2 separate regions of the Homo sapiens genome follow, and region 2 is linked to region 1. Evidence: chromatin contacts called from ENCODE Hi-C or POLR2A ChIA-PET data. All regions are on one chromosome and are shown on one strand. The core of a region is the stretch at or near the end of the contact, and the rest is flanking DNA. Distances in the headings are between cores, read along the strand shown.

Evidence for each region. A loop is a pair of places that touch in the nucleus more often than their neighbours do. ChIA-PET counts read pairs that join two places held with the same protein, here RNA polymerase II (POLR2A).
Region 2: a map of PC-3 shows a loop between it and region 1 (2.3-fold over the local background). The contact joins two enhancer-like sites. A Hi-C loop is called at or near these places in 1 of 168 maps with a recorded cell type or tissue (PC-3). POLR2A ChIA-PET finds 5 or more read pairs at or near these places in 5 of 52 experiments (CD4-positive, alpha-beta T cell, GM12878, PC-3 and 2 more).

What each region holds. Positions count from the first base shown.
Region 1 is chr10:34,404,460-34,408,086 of GRCh38, forward strand. All of the region lies in intron 5 of PARD3 (par-3 family cell polarity regulator), which reads right to left. Among named protein-coding and RNA genes, the nearest start is that of PARD3, 410 kb to the right of the region's middle. Within about 2 kb of position 1,477, at least 3 of the 41 ENCODE cell types and tissues checked have a DNase peak (open chromatin) inside an H3K27ac peak, as active enhancers do; they include PC-3, where a contact is called at or near this core.
Region 2 is chr10:34,580,403-34,584,100 of GRCh38, forward strand. The region is part of intron 2 of PARD3 (par-3 family cell polarity regulator); the gene reads right to left. Among named protein-coding and RNA genes, the nearest start is that of PARD3, 230 kb to the right of the region's middle. Within about 2 kb of position 2,014, at least 5 of the 41 ENCODE cell types and tissues checked have a DNase peak (open chromatin) inside an H3K27ac peak, as active enhancers do; they include PC-3, where a contact is called at or near this core.

The DNA of each region.
Region 1 (3,627 bases), core at 227-2,726:
ATTTCAAGACCAGTGTGGGCAACATGGTGAGATCCCGCCTCTATTTTTTTCTTAAAGTAAGAAAAAAATAGAACTATATAGTATCAATTTAAACTAAACTGTGCCAAAGAACTTTCAGATATGAGACAATACAGCCATTTGTTTTTTTTTTCTTTTTCCTTTCCCTACTCTCCATTTCATAGCAGAGTACAGACATTAAGAGCTTGGGTTCAAGATTTAAACAGACCTGGGCGTGAATAGCAATTCTATCATTTGCCAATTTTATAACCTTATGCAAGTTATGTACCTTTCCATGTTTCTATCCCTTCTTCTATAAAACGTGAACAATAAAAACATCTTCCTTGGCTGGGCTTAGTGGCTCACACCTGTAACCACAGCACTTTAGAAGGCTGAGGCAGAGAATGGCTTAACACCAGGAGTTCAAGACCAGCCTGGGCAACGTAGCAAGACTCAGTCTCTACAAAAAACCAGGTGAGATAGTGCGTGCCTGTAGTCCCAACTACTGGGAAGGCTGAAGCAAGAAGCTTGAGCCCAGGAGTTCAAGGCTGCAGTAAGCTATGACCATGCATGCCACTGCACTCCAGCCTGGGTGACAGAGTGAGACCCCATCACAAACACAAACACACACACACACACACACACACACACACACACACACTTTAAAAACTCTTCCTCTTAGTACTGAAAGAATCAGTACGAAAATCCTCCATATCACAAGCATTACATGGTGCCTGACACATAGTACTTACCCAACAAATGGTTATTTTATAAACATTATTGAAGACAGAAATAGATAACACATAATACAGAAAACAAACCTCGATAAATCTTTTAGGGCAATTATGTACAAATATACGACATTTTAAGAGTATATACATGTATTCATCTATTCATACACTGTGCCTTGCAAAACAATTTAATATGAAACATATTACCCACTCGATCAAATAAAAAACATATTATTTATAATTTAGAAACTTGCTGACACCTGATATTTACTGTGCTTTGCTATATACAAAATATTTTCAATGTAGAATGTCTTTAGGATGAGTAAAGAAACCAAAAAAAAGATAAATAAATGCTATATACAATCAAGTACATGGCAAGAAGAAGAAAACTTTGTGGGGTGGTGGTTGAAGACATTTTCAGAGAGAAAGTAGATGTAAAAAAAGTAGGAGGGGTCTAGGATTTTTACAATACCTGAAAGCTACACCTTCATCAATGCTGGCAGAAGGCAGAAGATTCCTGGGTCACAGACAAAGAACTATTCACAACTCATAGCCACACCGCTAGCCAGAGTATCTTCCTTTTATGTAGTGGTTCCTCAGCTAAGATTCTCACAAGGTGATGTGAAGAGGATCCAGGGACACTGGCACACACAGAAGAACCCTAGGCTTAGGGAACCTGAATCTTTTAGACAGACAGGGAGTATCTTTGCTTGCTGCTGTCAGAGGAGATCTTATACCTATCTTGCTCTACAAACATCCTTGAAAAGATTGTCCACAATGAAGACTTCTGTTCTGTGTGTGTATATATACATATACAACCTCCTCCTCTTAGATGAGTCATCTGTACAAAATGCCAAGAGAACAATGAGGAGTTATCTCCAAACTGCAGAGTTTAATCAAAGGATTGACAAATGATGTGGATGATTGCTAGCAGACTAAAACTAGGAATATTATTAACAAATGATCTATGATAACAATGCCTTCTGAATAGCGATATTAAATTCTACTAAAAGTCATATCTTCTACACTGAAAAAACAATTCAGTGTAAAACTACATGCTCAAAAAGATCAAGCATGAAAGATAAAAGAAATTTTGAGACTTGCAAAGAGATCTTTATCTCCTTCACATGAACACTTTCTTATATAAAGCTCTTTTTGGAAGTGCTCCAGCAAAATCCAGAAAACACAGTAAGAAATCAGTCAGAACCCAAGGGAAGTCCTAGAACACGGGAGAAATGGCAGTTTAAGGAAGCAGAAACCAGTTCAGATAAGAGCAGGAGGATGGAGAGGTCTAGTAAGTACATCTCCATGAGAAAAAAAGAAACTAATAATTGGTCTGATATCGTTCTAAAAGTTCTTTCATTCCCCTTTAGTTTTTCTCTTTTTTTGACACGGGGTCTTGCTATGTTGCCCAGTTCTGACCTCAGACTCCTAGGCTCAAACAATACTCCAGCCTAGGCCTCCCAAATAGCTGCAACTACAAGTTTGCACCTCCTCCCTGGGCTCAGGTCTGATACTTTTGAATATTTGAAAAATAAAAGGCATCTTGACAGACCTGACACAGAATGCAAGGGGAAAATCAAAAATATATACAGAGAAAACAAAGCAACATGAAAAAAAAAAAATTGCCCCAGGAGAAAAAAAATCTGTAGAAGAGGAAATATATTCAGAGTATCCATTTGGTTATGCAGTGAGCAATTGTCACATTGCCATGTGCTGTGACACTGGCTATTGACTGAAATTAGACTTTGGATGTAACAGCATTGAAAGGATGGGAACAAGAAACCAGAAGCAGTATAAAAGGAACAACTCTTATCTTCCATATGGCAAGTCAACAGATGTCAGTAACTGGTAATCAGGAAAGAGCAACATAAATATATTATTTAGAAACATGGAAGTAAATATCAGAGCAGACATTTAGGGAGAAAGACGGGAACAGTGGCACAGAGAGGCTGTTCATTTTTATGATAAGTCTTTTAGCATTATGTCTTTATTTTTATTCTGAAATGCCTGCCAAGGGGGTGGAGGGGCTTCTCCGGTCTAACTAACATGCAGACTGTCAAGGCCCCCACAGACTGCCTGGCATTGGATTGACAGTGCAGGGTGTAAGGCAGGAGACCCCACTTGCCAGCAAGGCTGTATCATGCCTTGTTTTCCAGAGGAGTGTGCACCCAGCAGTCCTCACAGCTGTGCAGGAGCCATTCTCTTGGGGTCTCTAGCAGACAGCGCAGGCGTGTTGACTCACATCAGGAAGTTGCAAGAGCTACCATGGCTGAAAAGCCTCATGCCCCAGAGAAGCCAGTGTCTCTTGGAACAATGCCATAGTCGTAAGCTGCTGCTCCTCAGATATTTATAGTTTTTCAAGTCTCAATACGATTTACCAATCAGTGGTTACTTTTGCCTAAAAAGGCAGTCGACATACTACCTTTATTAGGATTCCAGAAAAGGGGGGCCAAAACATAACTAAAGTTTAACTTCTCATGCAGAAATTGGAAAAGAGCCAGGCATGGTGGCGTGCGCCTGTAGTCTCAGCTACTTGGGAGACTGAGACAGGGGGATCACTTGAGCCCAGGGAGTTCAAGGCTGCAGTGAGTTATGTTCATACCACTGCATTCCAGCCTGGGCAACAGAGTGAGTCCTTATGCCTAAAAAAAAAAGAAAAAAAAAATCCAAAAACTTAAGTGATCCTACCACAAAAAAAGTACAGGACTTGTAACTAGAACACTTGAGACTAGAATCCTGCCTCCATCTCTCACCACAGAAAACAGGAACACAAATGTTTACAAAACAAGAAATATAAACCATACTGTCTAATTCAGAGGAACACTATAAAACTTAATCTAGAAACCAGTCATCTGTATATCTACATTCAAATTCTGAGGTCCAAGAAGTAAATATT
Region 2 (3,698 bases), core at 764-3,263, 180 kb after region 1:
CACGTGCCTGTGGTCCCAGCTACTCGGGAGGCTGAGGTGGGAGGGTCACTGGAGCCTAAGAAGTCCAGGTTGCAATGAGCTATAATCTCACCATTGCAGTCCAGCTAGGTGACAGAGCGAGATCCTGTCATTCATTCATTCATAAACAAATAAATCAAGCTTGATTGAATCCCAAAAAGCATTTTAATATGTTTACAGAAAACTGTAAGTTATCTATTAACCATAGTTTTTACTAATCCTGGCTGTGGGCCATAAAACATTTGCCAAAAATTTGGTATCATCTCCCACATTTAAATTTTTAAGCTTGAAACTGTGATCAAGCTTGGTCACGTAAAGATTTCCACCATAACTTAAAGAGTAACCACAGATTACAATAGCAGGGCCACTTAGAGACACAACGTATTATTCACCACAACTTCCAAAACTTCAGAACAATGACAGCTGCTCACACAAGGAAATGTGTACTATTTGAACTGGCAAGATTTTTAGCTGACTCATAAGGTATGTCCTTCAATCCTCCTTGTCTGACTTACATGGTCTAACACATTAATCATTTAATTTCTAAAAGAAAATATAAAACATGATCAGTGTGTGAAGTGATATTGTTTTCTTTCCCCCAACGAAATACAGGTATCAAGCTAAAAATTAGCTTAAGTACTTGAACTCATCGTAAGTAGCCAATGTTAAACATATCTTGATTTAGATTCCTTTAAAAGCTCATAATTATTGCACTGTTTAAATACAGCATCTTTAAATATAAATTAATATTTATTTGGGATTCTTGGGAAATTTGTTCTAGAAATTTATTTTGGTTATTTTTCTTTTTCTTTTCTTTTTTTTTTTTTTTTTTGAGACGGAGTTTCACTCTGTCACCCAGGCTGGAGTGCAGTGGCACGATCTCGGCTCACTGCAACCTCCACCCTCCAGGTTCAAATGATTCTCCTTCCTCAGCCTCCTGAGTAGCTGGGACTACAGGCACCTGCCACTGCGCCCGGCTAATTTTTTGTATTTTTAGTAGAGCTGGGGTTTCACCATCTTGGCCAGGCTGGTCTTGAACTCCTGACCTCGTGATCTACCCACCTCGGCCTCCCAAAGTGCTGGGATTACAGGCGTGAGCCACCGCGCCCGGCCTATTTAGGTTATTTTTCAAAGATTTTTGTTAAAAACCATTGCACAGAGTTATAGAATTTTGGAAGTGAAAGGAAACAGTATTTTAACTCAAGCCCTTGTCTGAAATGTGAAGATACTAATGCCTCAAGAGACACATCCATTTGCCTGACTCCTACACTGCAAATCTAGAACCAAAATCCAAGTCTTTGAGAACCCAGGACTTGTCATCTCTTGGTGTAGAGTTGAACCACAGTGCTGGAGGGGCTGTGAGAGGCAGTCTGGGAAAGAAGGGATTTCATTCGTGGTGGATGAGAAACAGAATCTCACAATAACGATATTATGGGCAATCCCTCTTGTGTCTAAAAACTACTATTTAACATGCTTGACAACTGAAACACGCATGAGTTGATTTATTGGCTAACTAAAGGCATTCTTCACAACACAGCAAGCTGTTTTCACATTAGCTCTACAACTAAAGGAATGTTAAGAATAGGAAGCTGATATTAACTATTTAAAAATTTACGCCAAGAACCAAAGAATTCCCCGGCAGAAACATAAAGACTTGCTGAAGTTTCATCATGTGAATTTATTGCCAATTCAGTCATCTTAAAAGTTGTGCTATAAAACATATTGTCCTTTGCTGTTCCAAATAACATTTGAAATAAATAATAACTTTCTTGACAGTGTTTCTGGAATTTTCTTCCATTCTCCAAAGCCAATTCTTAGACCCTTAAAGAAATGATGAGCTGGCATTTTGCCCATCATTCTCTAGGCAATTACTGGTTCCAGTAATGAATAAGGGGGAAAAGAATTCACATAGAAAGCTATTCTAGCACCACACTGCTTATATTTCCTCCTGAAGACTTTAGAGATAATGTGAAAATTAAAGACAGTACAGAAACCCAGTGTTAGGATAACTGGTTAGAAAATGACTCATGGGAACAAATATGCTCACCAATATCCTCTTGTAGCCACTTGTCCACAAATCACTTCAGGTATCGCTTTTATTGGTCTAAATGAATAAAGCAGTTCCTCTTATATATATCTCCACATAAAGAATAATTGGTCACAAAATCATAACCATTATAAACCAATTGGTACAGCCCCCAAAGCCATGAACTGGTTGAACTGAAGCATTCTCACTATTGATGTGTTATGCGCTATATGTGACACAGACTAAGCAGTGCCTACACCAACATCCACTGTTCTAGTCCTCCTTCATAAGGAAATTCTGTGTTAAGCTAGGCAGTCATGTGCTCACCTTGCAGTAAGCTGTTTTCGCATGAGCTTTAAGAAGTTAAAGACAAGAATGCTAATTGTACCTCACAAAAGCATCCTAAAAGGGAAACCAGGTGCCCTTCTTCTTTCTTCCTTTCTGCTGCCTGGAATATCAGCCTGATGGCTGAAGCTCAGGCAGCTACCCTGAACCATGAGGTGATACTGCTAAGAATGATACTTCGGGGAGACAAGTGTCTGGTTCTCTGACACTGGGGTTGTCAATACATACCAGACCTGGACTGCCAACTGCTTGACTTCTTTCACATAAGAGAGAAACAAACTCTTAGCATGTTTAAGCTGTTATTATTGTGAGTACCTGGGATTAAATGTGGTGGTATATAACCCCAACTAATAAAGTAAAAAATTTACCAAAATGCACCAACAAATACTGAATAAATATAACAAATGACACGATATAACCATCTAAGTTTTTGGTTTAATGCCATGAAATTTAAATCAAATTTAGATATATGCCAGTAAAACAACAAAACACCAGGAAGAAAAAACAAAGTTGTCCTTAAAAATGGACATCTAAGTGTTCTATTCACAAAAATAGGCTGTCAAGATAGCTGCTACTCTAAGTGTTAGGATCAGAAAGATACATGTGCTCCCTGCTTTTATTAGTATCTCTGGGTTTTAATTTTTGTCTTTTTGATTTTTTTTTAATTTTTGCCTTTGGAAAAATAAGTGAGACTGCTAGTCAAACCACTTCAAGTGTCACTTTTATTTTTAGAATCACTATCCCTTATTTACCTCTGCCTTCTTTAATGTTCCATCAATCAGTCCAGCCTTCTAAATTGAGGAAATGAGGCCCAATCAATCTGCCTTTACACAGAGTTAAGAAACAGACATTAAAAAACAGAATGAGGAAACCTTATCTTCCAGAGGTTACTGCACAGATGAAATAAGAGAATATATGTGAATCTACTTTGTAAACACTAAAGTACAATATAAATGACATTAGTATTGATCTTATGTTAAAGTAAGAAAAGAAAACAGACCATTTTCCCTACCGGAAGCAGAATGTTCTTTACAATTTTCTATCAGTTTAATGCTCCAATTTTTTTTTCCTACAAAATTGAAGATTAAAAAAAATCAGTGCAAATTAGGAACTAATTTTAATTACTTCATCTCCATCTATTTAATTCATATCTATGATGCTACCAATTCTAGATATTTTATTAGAGCCTTTGGTATACATAAATCATCATTTATTAGAGCGTAACAAATTTTTAGTATCACTTAGATTATACGTGATACACAAATGTGAAGATACAAGGATGCCTGGCATGCCCTACTGATTTTTCAAG